2 separate regions of the Homo sapiens genome follow, and region 2 is linked to region 1. Evidence: read pairs that join two places in POLR2A ChIA-PET (ENCODE). Cell type or tissue: OCI-LY7. All regions are shown on one strand. Each heading gives the region's core, and the rest is flanking DNA. Links, peaks and the distances in the headings are about the cores only.

What was found. ChIA-PET counts read pairs that join two places held together with the same protein. Peaks named below come from ENCODE experiments on the same cell type or tissue, not always from the same donor. Only the 100,000 strongest peaks of a DNase experiment are listed, where the experiment ranks them.
Region 2: POLR2A ChIA-PET joins it to region 1 with 6 read pairs; 2 of 35 experiments call an interaction of 5 or more read pairs at or near these places.

What each region holds. Positions count from the first base shown.
Region 1 is chr19:10,891,602-10,894,504 of GRCh38, forward strand. All of the region lies in intron 1 of CARM1 (coactivator associated arginine methyltransferase 1), which reads left to right. Among named protein-coding and RNA genes, the nearest start is that of CARM1, 22 kb to the left of the region's middle. RefSeq lists an enhancer at 2,406-2,903. In OCI-LY7, for the core only: no CTCF peak of the experiment used is centred there; no DNase peak of the experiment used is centred there.
Region 2 is chr19:11,141,783-11,144,685 of GRCh38, forward strand. No RefSeq gene overlaps it. Among named protein-coding and RNA genes, the nearest start is that of SPC24, 13 kb to the right of the region's middle. RefSeq lists enhancers at 1-2,245, 1-713, 714-1,656. In OCI-LY7, for the core only: a CTCF peak has its summit at 406 (motif pointing left); a DNase peak (open chromatin) is centred at 1,659; H3K27ac peaks cover 1,817 bases.

The sequences.
Region 1 (2,903 bases), core at 232-2,731:
CCAAAAGGATGTTGGGGGGGTGGTCCCCAGTCCGGCCTGCCCACTCTAGGGAGGGGCCCAGATAACTTGCGTAGACGCCGGCCCTCCCGCCCCCAGCCTTCGCCATTGCCTTTTGTCTGGCTATCTTTCATGTACAAGGGAGAAATTCAAGCCACTCAGGAGGGTGTAACATGAAAAGTCAGTCTCTCCTTCTCTCCGCACTGCCCGTGACCTGTGGTTTCTCAGGCACATACAAGCGCGCACGCATAAATCTCTCCTCCAACCTGCTGGGCTTCAAGTTATGCACGTTCACACAATGGCAAAGGAGGGTGCGGATTGAAAAGTATGACTTGCTTCCCGGAGGCAGCACTGAAGTCACTTTATTGTGTTTCCAGACAAGCCCCATGAATGCAGTGTGCACTGCCCCTCCTCCCTCTGTCCCTTCCCCGCCCATCTGTACACCTGTGGTGCGTAGGTTTTACACCACTCTGTGCCTTACGTTGTGGCTCGATCATTTAACATGTCAGTGTGTACCGATGGAAATTGATCTCTTTTAATTTGCCACATCTTCATTTATTCATTCTTTGATTAATTGATGGATATTTAGGTTTTCTGCTTTGGGGGCATTCAGATCCAGGTGTATCTCTGCAAGTAGAGCTTGTAGCATACATAAGGCCCTGCAAAGGGATTTCTGGGCCGGAAGTTTTTGATCAGTTGCTCAGACATAGTTCTGATGTGCTGGGGAAGTGCCCGTTCAGGGCCATGGCTGCAGGGCTCCTGGACACCCAGCTCCGGTGCTGGAGTGGGGTTGGGATTCGCCCAGAGGCCAGGGCTGCGCCAGAGGAGCCCAGGGTGACCTCATGGTCCTCAGATACCCGGGGCTGGGCAGCACAGTGGAACAGCTGCTCCAGAGCTTCTCCGAGGACGACATCGGAGGATCCGACTCAGGTTACGGCAGGAGAGGGAGGCCAGGCCGGGTTAGGGTTCTGGGGTTTGGGATTCTCTTCCGAGGCTGGCATTGATCTGTTGCTGATGATGGTAACAGCAGCTGCTCTTGTTTATGAAGTACTTAACACCTCCAGCTCCCTCCATTACCTAGGAATCCTCACTGCAGGGAGGGGTTTTCATCCCCATTTTGTGCCTATTTTATTTATATTATTTTATTTTTTGAGGCAGGGTTTTGCTCTTGTTGCCCAGGCTGGAGTGCTATGGCACGATTTCTGCTCACTGCAACCTCTGCCTCCTGGGTTGAAGTGATTCTGCTGCCTCAGCCTCTTGAGTAGCTGGGATTACAGGTGCCCGCCACCATGTCTGGCTAATTTTTTGTATTTTTCGGTAAAGATGGGGTTTCACCATGTTGGCCAGGCTGGTCTCAAACTCCTGACCTCAGGTGATCCACCCGCCTCAGCCTCCCAAAGTGGTGGGATTACAGGCGTGAGCCAACACTCCCGGCCCTGCCCATTTTATTTATTTATTTTTATTTTTATTTTTTTCAGATGGAGCTTTGCTCTTTTTGCCCAGGTTGGAGTGGAATGCAACCTCTGCCTCCCAGGTTCAAGTGATTCTCCTGCCTTAGCCTCCCGAGTTGCTGGGATTACAGGCATGTACCACCATGCCTGGCTAATTTTATATTTTGAGTAGAGACGGGGTTTCACCATGTTGGCCAGGCTGGTCTCGAGCTCCTGACCTCACATGATCCACCTGCTTCGGCCTCCCATAGTGCTGGGATTACAGGCGTGAGCCACTGCCCCCACTGTGCCTATTTTATTTCATTTTGAGACAGAGTCTTACTCTCTCCCCCAGGTTGGAGTGCAGTGGTGCGATCTCGGCTCACTGCAACCTCCACCTCCTGGCTTCAAGTGATTCTCCTGCCTCAGCCTCCTGAGTAGCTGGGACTACAGGCACCCGCTACCACGCCCGGCTAATTTTTTTTATTTTTAGTAGAGATAGGTTTTCACCGTGTTAGCCAGGATGGTCTCGATCTCCTGACCTTGTGACCCGCCTGCCTTGGCCTCCCAAAGGGCTGAGATTACAGGCGTGAGCCACCGCCCCCTGTCATTGTGCCCATTTTATAGATGGGGCTCCTGAGGCCAGGGGTGAAGGCAGGTGCTAGTTCGGGGGATCCAAGCCCTGCCAGACTCTGCTGCATGTGGGCTCTGACCTAGTGAAGTTCCAGGATGGTGCCCTGGGGCCGGGCTGTCAGGCCCTCCACGTGGGTTATGTCACCTCACCCTTTGGGATGTGTCAGGGTGGTGGTTGAACAGATGAGGAAGCCAAGGCCAGGGCTGGAGAACAGTGGGTTCGGCCCTGAACCCAGTCCCTCCTTGATAAACCTAAGTCCTCCTTGATGCCAAAGCCCATCCTTTCAGCCATCTCCCTGCTGGGTGACCCTAGGGTCATCTCTGCCGCCTCTTGGGCACATGGGTGCCAAGCCACACAGGAATGGGGGGAAGCTTCTGGTTCCCAGTTTGGAAACAAGGTCACCTCTGCCAGGGCAGTGGGGCCTGGCTCAGGTGTCGCCTCCTCCCGAGTCTGCCTGGAATCTGAATTGGGCCTGGTCCGCATGCATCAGCTTCCGTGCTTTCCCTCCTCTCAGCGCTTACTGCCAGTTCCTGTTGTCCGTCTCCTCACTGCCCTGCTGGGTGCTGTCTGCCTCCCACTGTGGACTCCCAGCATGGGAGGGCCGGGGGTGGCTCTCTGGTTCACCGCCAGGTCCTCTGTGCCTGCATGTGGTCCGGGCAGAGCAGGCTGAGCAGAGATGCCAGCTGAGTGGGCTTCAGAAAGCGTGTTTTTTTTTCCGTGCCTGTGGGATGGGAGTTGGCCACGGGGGGTCGGGGTGTCTCCCTCTTTTTACCTAACTCTCCTCCTTTGATCGGGAATATTTTCCTCTGGAAGGTGAAGAGCCCATGTTGTCTTTGGCAGCA
Region 2 (2,903 bases), core at 156-2,655, 250 kb after region 1:
TGATCGCGCCACTGCACTCCAGCCTAGGCAATAGAGTGAGACCCTGTCTCTAAAAAAAAAAAAAAAAAAATGGCTCAGCCATCCCAAGCTGCTCCCAGCTGCCTGCCCCTCTAGGTGGCCCCCACTACTGGCCTGAGGATGCACTTTATCCCCGCCAGGGCCTGAGGAGTCCTGGGGAAAGGTACCCAAGTCTAGTCCTCAGGAGAAGCCGCCCAGGGAGCACTAGGGCCCGAGGAAGGGTTCAACCTCGAGACTCCATAGCCCCTGGGCTCCCGTCCCCAGAAACACCAGTTACGAGCAGGGGGCTGGCCATGGTGTGAATTCATGACCTGCACACCTCTTGCCGTAATGACTAAGTGGCTAGAGCTTCAGGCTGCCCCACTGCTGCCCTCTGGAGCTCGAGCAGGTGCAGGTGTGGGTGCCCACCCTGGCTTGGCCTCTTCTCACCTGGGTGGCTTCGGACACAGGGTGGACTCCTCAAAGGGGCTGCTTCCCATCTGAGAAGCCAGCATAATCCTCCAGGGGCTACTGATATACACACGCTGCCCCTGGTCCTGAGTTAGATCACCCTGCCCCTAGGGAGGGCTTGGGGGCTTCACTGCTGAAGTTCAGACTCCAGGGTGGTCCTTGTCCTGTGTGCCTCAGTTTCCCCATCTGTAAAATGGATGGTCCTGGGGCTGAGCCTCAGTGCTGCAGGGACTAGTGTGGAACCCTGTGTCCTGGTGCCTGAAACCTTACTCCCACCTCAGCAGGGCTGGGCTGAGCCATCAGCAAGCCTCTGGCCGGCCTCCATCATTCAGGAAAGAGCCGGTGGCTGAAGGCACAGCTCTCAGAGGGAGAACAAACGGGGGCGGGGGTGGGATGGGGGCGGGGCCGGAGGCCACCGGCCTCAGGCTGTCCTGGGCATCCAGCCAGTGCTGGGCAGTGAGTCAGGGGCCAGGCATGTGGAGTGGGGCCTCTCCCAGCCCCGGAGATCAGGCACCTCCCGGAACCCGCCTGCTGGGCCCCCACCAGGCCGCGTTCCTCTCCCACTCGCTCTCCCCATAGAGGGGACCCTGGACCTGCCTGGGGGGGACGAGGATGGGGATGTGGCTGGTGGGCACAGGGCCTCTCTGAGCCCCGGCACAGGCCGCCTGATGGGACCGTCTCTTCCTTGGGGAAACTGAGGCCCAGGTTGCTGGGGTGGAGGGGATGTGGAGTGACAGGGCAGGGCAATGGCTCCTCGGCCCCCTCCGGGAACAAAGCCAGGTCATTCCTGTGGGGAGGGAGCGCCAACCCCAGGGTTGGGGGGGGCACGGGCCCTGGGTCAGGGGTACAGATAAGCCTGGGCTCCCAGAACCCTTGTCACAGCGGCACCCCTGCCCCATGCCTGCTTTCTCTCCAGGGCACTCAGAGCTGCAGTTTGCAGGACGAGAGGGAGACGTGCCCAATCCCCCCATCCCAGGACGCTCAGCCGTGCGTGGGCTGGGCCCACTCCACTCCCGGCGCCCACAGTTGCCCCAGTGAACCGGCCAGTGGAGGCATCCTGTCCCGTGTGCGGGAAAGGAATGACCGCCAAGGTGACAGCAGCGCTTAGCCAACCCTGGCGCTGACACCTGACTTGCAAACTGCTCCCTGCCTGAGGCTTCAAGGCAGGCGAGAGGCTTTGTGTGTGTGACTTCCTCCCCGAAGGGACACTGGCAACAGCTGGAGACATTTCCTGTTGTTAAGGCTGAGGGGGAGCTGCTGGCATTTGGTGGGTGGAGGCCAGGGATGACGTTAACTGTTCTACTACGCCCAGGACAGCCCCCAACACACACAACAGCCTGGCCCAATGTCACGAGAGCTGAGGTGGAACAGCCCTGTTCTGCTTCAGGTCTTCAGGTCTTTGGGGGTCAAGGATGCAAATAGAGGACTCTGCTCCCAATTCAGCTCACATAAAAGAACCGGCCGGGCGCTGTCGCTCATGCCTATAATCCCAGCGCTTTGGGAGGCCGAAGTGGGAGGATCGCTTGAGCCCAGGAGTTTGAGACCAGCCTGGGTAACATAGCAAGATCCCATTTCTACGAAAGTACAAAAATTACCTGGGCACGGTGGCATGCACCTGTAGTCCCAGCGGCTTGGGAGGCTGAGGTGGGAAGTTTGCTTGAGCCCAGGAGGTTGAGGCTGCAGTGAGCCGAGATCATGCCAGTGCACTCCAGCCTCGGCGACAGAGTTAGACTCTATCTCAAAAAAGAAAAAAGAGAGAAAACCCACCAACTTGGAAAATTAAAACAGCCCCAAGGGCATCTAGGAACAGTTAACTGCACATCTAAACCCAGGCCCGCCGTTCTTAGAAGCTCTGCAAGCTGCATGGACTGACTCCTGACATTTCAGGGCTAGACTCAAAAATCCCTTTAAAAAAATTTTGTTTCTGAGACGGAGTTTCACTCTTGTCCAAGCTGGAGTGGAATGGCACGATCTCGGCTCACTGCAACCTCCACCTCCTGGGTTCAAGTAAGTCTCCTGCCACAGCCTCCAGAGTAGCTGGGATTACAGGTGCCCGCCACCATGCCTGGCTAACTTGTATTTTTAGTAGAGATGGGGTTTCACCATGTTGGCCAGACTGGTCTTGAACTCCTGATGTCAGGTGACCCACCTGCCTTGGCCTCCCAATGTTGCTGGTACTACAGACATGAGCCACCATGCCTGGTCTCTTCTTTTTTTTTTTTTTTTTTTTTTTTGAGACAGTCTCGCTCTGTCGCCCAGGCTGGAGTGCAGTGGCTCGATCTCGGCTCACTGCGAACTCTGCCGCCTGCGTTCACGCCATTCTCCTGCCTCACTCAGCCTCCTGAGTAGCTGGGACTACAGGTGCCCACCATCATGCCCGGCTAACTTTTTGTATTTTTAGTAGAGATGGGGTTTCACCGTGTTAGCCTGGTCTC